2 separate regions of the Homo sapiens genome follow, and region 1 is linked to region 2. A link is a contact called in ENCODE Hi-C or POLR2A ChIA-PET data. All regions are on one chromosome and are shown on one strand. Each heading gives the region's core, a stretch centred on a gene start or an enhancer-like site at or near the end of the contact. The rest is flanking DNA. Distances are from core to core; before and after follow the strand shown.

Region 1 (5,299 bases), core at 402-2,901, 7.1 Mb before region 2:
GGAAAAAATGCTGCCTGCTTTGAGGCAATGTGACCGCCACTATCTGTCACAAGGAAGAAGTACGATACTTCATTATTTATGGCAGACTCTGTAAAGGTAAGCTCCAGGCTTGAATTAGGTTAATACTTGTTAACTACCCTTGTTAGATGATCTCTTCCCGGGATAGACTTTATCTAGTGCTATCTTCTGTCATCTCTTTCCTGATGAAAAGTCTTCTGACTTCTGCCTAGTCTAAGAAAGGCATCAGGATGAAATTATATTTGCAATTTTAGATGGGATTAACTTTTATCAACCCAATGCATCAGTGGCTTTAAAAACCCTTCAGCTAATTTCTGTGTCCCTCTGCTCTACTTTAAAAATAGTACAACCAAAAAGACTCTTAAAATAATTAGACGAGAAATGACTTAGGGATTAGGAAAGGGTTTACATTCTGACAGGATTTGGACCTGCTTTTAATAGCTGACGTCTCCTTAGGGGACTATGATTTGGGTGCTGCACATTTTTTCCCCATCTCAAATTTGTAAACTCTCTTTTGCTTTGAACAAAAAACTTGGTTATCAAATCACTTTGTTCTCAGTCAACATCAGTTCATGTAAAGTAAGTCAACCATATTGTGCTGAAAAGAAGCCAAGTTTGTTTTAACTTTTATTTTTACTGTAGTTTACAAAGCAGGCACAGTTATCTGTACAATTTTAGAAGAGTAGCTATGAAAAAATTTTAAACAACTATGAAGAAATCATTGAATAACTTTTTGAAAACTATCCTGATATGTTTGTTCATAACAAAATAGGAAAGGAAGGGAGAATGTAAACACACCTGACAATGAAAGTTTCACAAAATTCTCTACAGTGACTATTGAGAATTGATCTAGGGGATGCTAGAAGATTCAGTGATTTAACAACTTCTGCTGGAATGAGTTTCCCACAGGTCAAGTCAATTTGCTTTGATCACCAGTGAGAGTGGATGCAGCTGTGGAGAAAGAGAAGCCACGTGGAGGTAAAGTTTCTTATCAGGAAAAGCACTGGAAAGTTATATAACAAAGTGTGGCAGGAGACATGAACTGAACGCCAATAACTAAAGGCTGTCTGCTGGAAAACTTCTGTTACAATTAAACGAACTCCATTAACAGGACGTGCATAGTCCAGAAGATTTGGACTCAAGGAAGAGAGGATGTGTGCTTCTGGGAAGATATCCTAGACCAAGGCAGTAGTTAAAATTTCAGGCACATGGGCCTGTCTGTAGCAAAGTTTTTGCCTTTCTTTTAGTAAAAGTCCTGGTATGTTCAGACTTTAAAGGAAGAAATTAGTTTGACTGTTATTTGAATAGTGATATTTTCAAGGAAGAAGCATGCTTGATTCAAGTTTTATTCTATTTTCTGTCATACCTGAAGAGATCCTATCTGCTAAATATAGGTACCATGACAAAGGTAAGAGTGCTTTTCAGTATTATCAGTACGATTAGAACTTACAAAGTTCTTCACCACAATTTTGAGGAAGGAAGAGTACATGTTAAATTCCCTATTAAGAAACAGACTCAGTGAGGAAGTGAGACATTCCAGAGCTGGCAAGTGGTAAAGTCAGGACTCAAAGGCCGAGCCTTTTGCCTGCAAATCTAGTGCTCTTTGTACCACACCATGCTAGTGGCAGCTATTGGAATCTCAGGCATTGTCACCCGGGGGAAATACAGCCATGTGTCACTTAAGGACAGGGAAATGTTCTAAGAAATTCGTTAGGCAATTTCATTGTTGTGTGAACATCACAGGGAGTACTTAAACCTACGTGGTATAGCCTACTGCACACCTGCTATGTGCTGTGGCCTAGTCCTGGTAGGCTATAATAAACCTGTCCAACATGTTACTATACTGAATACTGTAGGTAATTATATATATATAACAATGGTGAGTATTTGTGTACTTAAACATATCTAAGCATAGAAAAGGTGCAGTAAAAATGTGAGGTAAAAGATTAAAAAGGTACACCTGTATAGGGTACTTACCGTGAATGGCGCTTGCAGAACTAAAAGTTGCTGTGGGTGAGTCAGTGAATACGAAGGCCTAGGAAGTTGCACTATAGTAGTAGGACACTATTGTAGCCTCTAGAAACACTGTACAGCTAGGCTACATTAAATATATCACAATTTTTTAATTTTTTAAGACAGAGTCTCACTCTGTTGCCCAGGTTGGAGTGCAGTGACGCAATCATGGCTCACTGCAGCCTCGACTTCCAGGCTCAAGCATTCTCCCAAGTAGCCTCAGCCTCCCAAGTAGCTGGAATTATAGGCGTGCACCACCACACCTGGCTAATTTTTGTAGTTTTAGTAGAAATGGGGTTTCAACATGTTGGCCAGGCTTGTCTTGAACTCCTGACCTCAGGTGATCCTCCCACCTCGGCCTCCTAAAGTGCTGGGATTACAGGCATGAGCCACCACACCTGGCCTTCGATAATAAATTAACCTCAGCTTACTATAACGTTTTTGCTTTACAAACTTTTAAATTTTTAAAACTTTTGACTCTTGTAATAACATAGGTTAAAACACAGACACATTGTACAGCTATACAAAAATATCTATATCCTTACCCTATAAGCTTTTTTCTATTTTAAAGTATTTTTTTGTTTTTTACTTTTTAAACTTTTTTTTTTTTCTTTTGAGACAGTCTTACTTTGTTGCCCAGGCTGGGGTACAGTTGCGTGATCTTGGCTTACTGCAACCTCTGCGTCCTGGGTTCAAGCCATTTTTGTGCTTCAGCCTCCCAAGTAGCTGGGATTACAGGTGTGCACCACCAAGCGCCCCCCGCCCCCCCTTTTTTTTAATTTTTAGCAGAGGTGGGTTTTTGCCGCGTTGGCCAGGCTGATCTTGAACTCTCCTCGCCACAAGTGATCCACTCACCTTGGCCTCCCAAAATGCTGAGATTACACGTGTGAGCCACCGTGCCCGGCCACTTTTTAAACTTCTGTGTTGAAAACTAAGACACACATATTAGCCTAGCCTTAAACAGGGTCAGGATCATCAATAACACTTTCTTTCACCTCCACATCTTGTCCTCCTGGACAGTTTTCAGGGGCGGTAACATGCATGGCTCTGTCATCCCCTATGATAACAATGCCTTCTTCTGGAAACCTCCTGAGGCTGATTTCCAGTTCACTGTTTTTTTTATTTGAAAGAGGGTCTCATTCTGTCACCCAGGCTGTAGTGCAGTGGCTCAATCACAGCTCACTGCAGCCTCGAACTTCTGGGCTCAAGCAATCCTCCTGCCTCAGCCTCCTAGTTGGGTCTACACCACCACACCTGGCTGATTTTTGTATTTTTTGTTGTGATGGGGTCTCACTATGTTGCCCAGGCTGTTCTTGAACTCCTTGGCTCAAGTGATCCTCTGGCCTCAGTCTCCCAAAGCACTGGGATTACAGATGGGAGCTACTGCACCTGGCCTACAGTTAACTTTTTTATAAATAGGAGTACACTCTAAATAAAAAGTATAATAAATGCATAAATCAGTAACATAGTCATTTATTATCGTCCAGTGTTATGTACTGTACATAGTTGTATGTGCTGTGCTTTTGTGCAATTGGTAGCACGATAGGTTTGTTTATACCAGCATCACTACAGACATGTGAGTAATGCATTGCACTGCAACTTAGCAACTACAACATCACTATGTGATAGGAATTTTTCAGCTGTTACAGTCTTAGGGGACCACCATCGCATTTGTGGTCTGTCGTTGACTAAAACATTGTTATGCGGCACGTGACTGTAATTAGCTTCTATGCTACTAGTTAAACCTTTCAAAAAACAAATAACAGCAGGTACCAAAACAGAAATGGAAACAGCTTTCATGTTTGGCTTTGGAAAATATGCTTGTACTTGTAAGTGAAGTAATGAAACCCCAATTAAATTGGCTAGAGTACTGTAAAGCTTTATATAAAATAAGTTATTTTTGGAAAATAAGTTATTTCTTGGAAATAAGTTATTTCTTTGGGAAATGAAGCGCTTCATAACTAACTTTGCCTGATAAACAAGGTTGACTCCTTTGTCCAAACTATTTGGAGTGCTAAGTTTTGGAAACAATTTATAAATTTCTATCTGTCGTAAATAAAGGATACTACCTCTGCTTTTAGGAACAGTGATTGTTGTTGAATACATGACTAATTAATGTTTGGAGTTATTTGTTTCTTTAGTAAGTAACTCCAGACTCCCATATATTTGTAATTCTTTGTAAATTCTATTTAAGGGGTTTTTGTTTGTTATGTACGTGTTCTCCTTTGCTAAAAAGAATGTTGCCCATCACTTCCCTCTACTGCCAACTTGCTATTATTAAATAAGCCCTTTTCCTTTAATTTGTCATCTTTTAATCTGCTTTGGATTGGATTACCAAATCGCTAAACTCATTAAAAGTATGTATAAAATAAGAAAAAAAATCCATAAAAGAGATAGGAGAAATTTCTTCTTTGTCAAGGGCATATACTTTATAACATTGACTTTAATATGTATTTTTGATTGCTCAAACACATTTTTCCCTATTCTCTGTTCTTCAATTATGTTCACGTGAGGTTGCCAGTTAACTGTCAAACGGCACAAAATCTTGACGTAAGTATAGATATTAGAAAATAGAAATTGTAATGAACTCATAGGCTCGTCTATTTCTGGCTCATTTTTTTTCTTAGACTTAATGAACTGAATTTGTTGTATTTAAACATTTTAAAATAGAGCTGAAAATATCTGTACTTGTTATGTCCTTTCCTGGTTTTGGTATTAGGGTAATGCTGGCTTCATAGAATGATTTAGGGAGGATTCCCTCTTTCTCTATCTTTTGGAATAGTTTCAGTAGGATTGGTACCAATTCTTCTTTGAATGTGTGATAGAATTCAGCTGTGAATCCATCTGGTCCTGGACTTGTTTTTTGTTGGCAGTTTTTTTTTTTTTAATTACCGTTTCAGCCTCAATACTTGTTATTGGTCTGTCCAGAGTTTCTGTTTCTTCCTGGTTTAATCTAGGAGAGTTGTCTATTTCCAGGATTTTATCCATCTCCCTTAGGTTTTCTAGTTTATGCACGCAAAGGCGTTCATAGTAGACTTGAATGATCTTTTGTATTTCTGTGGTATTGGTTGTAATATCTCCCAGTTCATTTCTAATTGAGCTTATTTAGATATTCTCTTTTCTTGGTTAATCTCGCTAATGGTCAATCAATTTTGTTTACCTTTTCAAAGAACCAGCTTTTTGTTTTTGTTTTGTTTTGTTTCAATTTCATTTGGTTCTGCTCTGATCTTTGTTATTTCTTTTTTTCTGCTGGGTTTGGGTTTGGTTG
Region 2 (5,188 bases), core at 2,345-4,844:
CTTAGCATGTGCTGCTAAAGCAGTGTTTGCAGACATCTGCTGCTTTACAGTTGTAAAGACATAAAAAAACAGCTAGAGCACATCGGGATTGGCTTGTCTCTGCTCCACCATGTCTAGTGTGAGGTGAGATGGCTTGACTGGTTTGAGGAGCCATGTGGCTGGGACCGCAGCCTTTTTTCGTTTGACATACACCTGGAGCTGAACATCCAACATGGCTCCTTCACACACATGCCTGGTGCCCAGGCTGGGCTGGCCAGCATCACCCTCTCCACGTGTGGGGATCTCGGGGCAGACAAAACTGCCTCAGAGTGAGCACTCCAAGAGCCAAGATGGTGCTCAGGGGCTTCTTAGGACTAGACTTAGAAATCTCAACCATTGGCCAGGTGTGGTGGGTCATGCCTGTAATCCCAGCACTTTGGGAGGCCGAGGCAGGCAGATCATGAGGTCAGGAGATCGAGACCATCCAGGCTAACATGGTGAAACCCCACCTCAACTAAAAATACAAAAAATTAGCCAGGCGTGGTGGTGGACACCTGTAGTCCCAGCTACTCGGGAGGATGAGGCAGGAGAATGGCATGAACCCAGGAGGCAGAGCTTGCAGTGAGCCCAGCTTGCACCACTGCACTCCAGCCTGGGCAACAGAGCAAGACTCTATCTCAAAAAACAACAACAACAACAACAACAACAACAACAACAAAAACACTCAACCATCATTCCACTGCATCCTATTGGTCCACAGGTCACTTGGGCCAGCCCAGATTCAAGGGTTGCTGGTTGGAGAAACAGGATCCACCTCCCAGTGGAGGAGTGACTTGGGCATCCAAGGAGGGAAGGAGTGGATGGTGGCCCTCTTCAGATGAGGCTGCCACAATCACAAATTCATTCTTCTCCATGGTATCAGCAAACTTTATAGTTAGTAAATAGTTACGGAAAACATCAGCGTTTGACTTGCTTCTAGATCACATCTCTGTGTATAACTTATGCTATCAATTGCTATCAAGTGTAATACAGGGTGACACAGTGAATCGGGTATCAGCACTACCTTCAAGGACTCCCTAAACAGTGGCCTTCAGGCGCTTGGCAAGACTAACGCTACTTCCCTGGTTGGAATTTGTAAGAGCTTCTCATTTAACTGCTACCAACTCAGTTTGTCTACAAATTTAGAATGAGACCTCCCACATCCATTTACCTGAAATAGCTGAGCTAATGGAGATTAATGGAACTAACGGGGGAGTGTGTGCGTGAGCAGTATTCATCATACCTATTTCAATTCTCCTCACTGCTGGGGCCTCAACACTATGCTGTGCCTTTTTTCCCTCCCTCTGCCCTCTGCCCAAGCTCACTCTCCTCCAAGTCTCTGCTCAGACTTGCCTGACTGCCCCCCCATTAAATCAAGACCATCTGTTATACATCCCCCGTGTTTTCCCTTTATAGCACTTATTGATTATGGTATTTAATTAATCTTCATATCCCTATTGTTAAATCTCAAAAGGACAGGCACCAGTCCATCTCACCCACCAGTGTGGTGTGTGCCCAGAGCTTGGCACAATGTCCAACACTTAGGACTGATTAATAGTTGAATTACAAATTAGCCAGACATGATGGTGCATACCTGTAATCCCAGCCACTAGGGAGACTGAGGCATGAGAATCGCTTGAAGCCGGGATGCGGAGGTTGCAGTGAGCCAAGATGATGCCGCTGCACTCCAGCCTGGGCGACGGCCACGGAGGGAGACTCCATCTATATATATATTTGTTTGTTTATTTATTTATTTATATTTATATAAAATGGAGTCTCACTCTGTCACCCAGGCTGGAGTGCAGCAGTGGGATCTCAGCTCACTGCAACCTCCACCTCCCAGGTTCAAGCGATTCTCCTACCTCAGCCTCTTGAGTGACTGGGATTACAGGCACCCACCACCATGCCCAGCTAATTTTTGTATTTTTAGTAGAGACGGGGTTTCTCCATGTTGGCCAGGCTGGTCTCAAACTCCTGACCTCAGGTGATCCGCCCACCTTGGCCTCCCAAAGTGCTGGGATTACAGGCATGAGCCACCACGGCTGGCTATATATATATATATATATATATATATATATTTGAATTTGAATGAGCAGATGGACTTTCCAGTAGAAATAACATTCTGAAAGATAGTGAAGACCCAGAGTCATCTCTTGTGAAAACCTGCCTAAATACAAATGTACTTGAACGACTTATGTGGCACTGTGTACTTAACTAGCTACTTCATGTAAGATTTCTCTGAACTAGTTACCCAATCAATTCTCCCTGTTCCCAAGAAAGCAGGAGAAATCCCTCCTAGAAAAACAGCTTCAAGGAGGGAAAAGAAAGTGAGTATGTCTGGCAGGTGCTTTCATGGCCCATGGGGGACCCAGGGATGACAACTTCTACCCCGCAGTGGGGTGGCGGTGCTCCAGAAATTGGGTCAGGAGGGCTCTACATTGAAGGCAATCCACTGAAGTGACAAAGCCCTTTGCCAACCAAAAAGCAGGAAACACTGAGTACTTAAGCCACCGCTGAAAAGAAACCAAGGCAGCCCCCGCCCTCCTTGATACAGTGTGGCAATTCCACTCAACACCGCCTGAATGCTTATTAAGGCGAAGGCCTTGTGCCAGGAAGGAGGGGCACTGTGACGGAGCTGGGGGCTAACTCTTCCACGAATGCTACCTGGAGATGCTGTTGGGCGTGAATATTCTTACACGGGGCATGGCCTTTCCACGCATGTCTTTCTTCCTCCAGTAGGTTGACACTGTCATGAGATCATAATGATGAGAAATTGCAAGAAATATAGTTGGAGGATTTGCTTAGATTTTCTTAAAAGTGTTACCGGCTGGGCAAGGTGGCTCATGCCTGTAATCCCAACACTTTGGGAGGCCAAGGCGGGTGAATCATGAGGTCAAGAGTTCAAGACCAGCCTGGCCAACATGGTGAAACCCCATCTCTACTAAAAATAAAAATAAAAATAAAAATAAAAATAAATAGCCGGGTGTAATGGCGTGCACCTGTAATCCCAGCTACTCGGGAGGCTGAGGCAGAGAACTGCTTGCAGGAGGCGGAGGTTGTGGTGAAACAAGATCGCGCCACTGCACTCCAGCCTGGGTGAGAGAGCGAGACTCTGTCTCAAAAAAAAAATAATAATAAATAAATGAAAGTGTTACCAAGTAGTGATACTCTGGCCAAAGTACGATTAAAAACTGAAAACCAAGACGTTTTAATATCTCTTTAAGGAAAGCGCTGCACCCCCTTCTTAGGATTTTATGGCTGGAGGAGATACACAGCTGTCATCATTCTGTCTTCCTCCCCCAAGCAGCCTCCACTTCTTTTGTTTCTGTAAAAAGGAAGTGCAGGGCAGAGAAGAACCGAATTCACAACTCAGGCAGTTTCCTTTTGCTCTGTTTAGCATTGCTTCTCTCAAAGATGCACAGTACATTGGATTGGATCATAGTATAGACGGTCCAAGCTCCTTTTTTGGGTTGAAACGCAACTTATGTCTCACTAATCTTTTTAAATCTGCGACTACCGGTTCCTCGGAAAAGTATGACTGCAGTTACCGTAATTTCCACTAGAGGGCACAAAAGGGCTACATCTGAGGCAAAGTTTAGGCGATAAAACTTTCTGGGTTTTTCGAAGTTTTTCAGACGTCTTTTCTGGGGTAGGCAAAATCTGAGGGACAGGTGCTCCCCAGATTTCCTGGAATAAAATCACTGTAACTACTAGAAACATCACAAAATGTTAAAAAGTACACTAGGCCAGCAGTGTGAGTTGTGACGTGTACACAGCTTTCTGGCTGATGTCGCTGAAGAATGAATGTGACGTTCCTCTGTAGGCAAGTGATGCACCCCCTGCCTCTAGAAATATTTTCGTCATCATCGTGACTAAATGATGGCTTCCATAAAGAGATGTCTTAGGCACTGGCACCTGTGTGTGTAGCCTTATTTGGAAAAAGTTAAAGATCACCAGCTGAGATATTCTAGATTATCAGTGTGGGCCCAAAATCCAGTGACAGGTGTCCTTATTTTTTAAATTTTATTATTTATTTATTTATTTATTTATTTATTTATTTATTTTGAGAGGGAGTCTCACTCTGTCGCCCAGGCTGGAGTGCGGTGGTGCGATCTCGGCTCACTGCAACCTCCACCTCCTGGGTTCAAGCAATTCTCTGCCTCAGCCTCTGGAGTAGCTGGGATTACAAGCACCTGCCACCACGCCAGTCTAATTTTTGTATTTTTTGTAGAGACAGGGTTTCACCATCTTGGCCAGGCTGGTCTTGAACTCCTGACCTCGTGATCCACCCGCCTCGGCCTCCCAAAATGCTGGGATTACAGGTGTGAGCCACCATGCCCGGCCAACAGGTGTCCTTATATGGGAAAGGTGGAGGGAGATTTGACACACAGAAAAGGAGAAGACACAGAGCAGAGGAAAATGCTTTGTGAAGATGGAGGCAGAGATCAGAGTTCAGCTGCCACAAGCCATGCCAGGAGCCACTAGGAGCCGGAAGAGGTCAGGAAGGGTTCCCTTTTAGGGCCTCCGGAGGTAGCACAGCCCTGCAGACACCTTAATTTTGACCTTCTGGACTCCAGAACTATGAGAGAATAAGTTTCTGTTGTTTTAAGCCACCAAGTTTGTGGTGTAATTGGTTACAATAAGCCTAGGAAACTAGCACAGTCATCCTATACCGTGAGTGGTCAATGGGAGCGATGTGACTCCAAGGAGGAGAGAATGGGCTCCCGGTAGGGTGTGAAAAAGTCCTAGATATTACAATGGTTTGTCATCCTCCAAGAGGTCCTATAAACAGCTTTATGTATAAACATAAACAGATAGACAGTATATTTGTGGTATTAAAGTTTTATACATAGTGGGGAGGAGAAGGACAATTAGGAGGGGAAAATGTCTAAAAGGGCTCCTTAGAAGAATTCTTTTTTAGGATCTCCCTCGTCTCCCTCTGCCTCGTCTCCCTCTCCCTCTCCCTCCCCCGTCTCCCTCTCCCTCCCCCGTCTCCCTCTCCCTCCCCCGTCTCCCTCTCCCTCCCCCGTCTCCCTCTCCCTCCCCCGTCTCCCTCTCCCTCTCCCATCTCCCTCTCCCTCTCCCTCTCCCTCGTCTCCCTCTCCCTGTCCCCGGTCTTCCTCTGATGCCACCAAAGTTGTGAAAGCGGAGGCTGGACTGTACTGCCGCC

The links. Hi-C counts contacts between places; a loop is a spot of excess contacts on that map. ChIA-PET counts read pairs that join two places held with the same protein, here RNA polymerase II (POLR2A).
Region 1: a map of posterior vena cava shows a loop between it and region 2 (34-fold over the local background). The contact joins two enhancer-like sites. A Hi-C loop is called at or near these places in 1 of 168 maps with a recorded cell type or tissue (posterior vena cava). POLR2A ChIA-PET finds 5 or more read pairs at or near these places in 1 of 52 experiments (H1).

What each region holds. Positions count from the first base shown.
Region 1 is chr14:88,531,728-88,537,026 of GRCh38, reverse strand. The region is part of intron 2 of PTPN21 (protein tyrosine phosphatase non-receptor type 21); the gene reads left to right. Among named protein-coding and RNA genes, the nearest start is that of PTPN21, 21 kb to the left of the region's middle. Within about 2 kb of position 1,651, at least 3 of the 41 ENCODE cell types and tissues checked have a DNase peak (open chromatin) inside an H3K27ac peak, as active enhancers do.
Region 2 is chr14:81,463,082-81,468,269 of GRCh38, reverse strand. No RefSeq gene overlaps it. Among named protein-coding and RNA genes, the nearest start is that of LINC02308, 16 kb to the right of the region's middle. Within about 2 kb of position 3,594, at least 12 of the 41 ENCODE cell types and tissues checked have a DNase peak (open chromatin) inside an H3K27ac peak, as active enhancers do.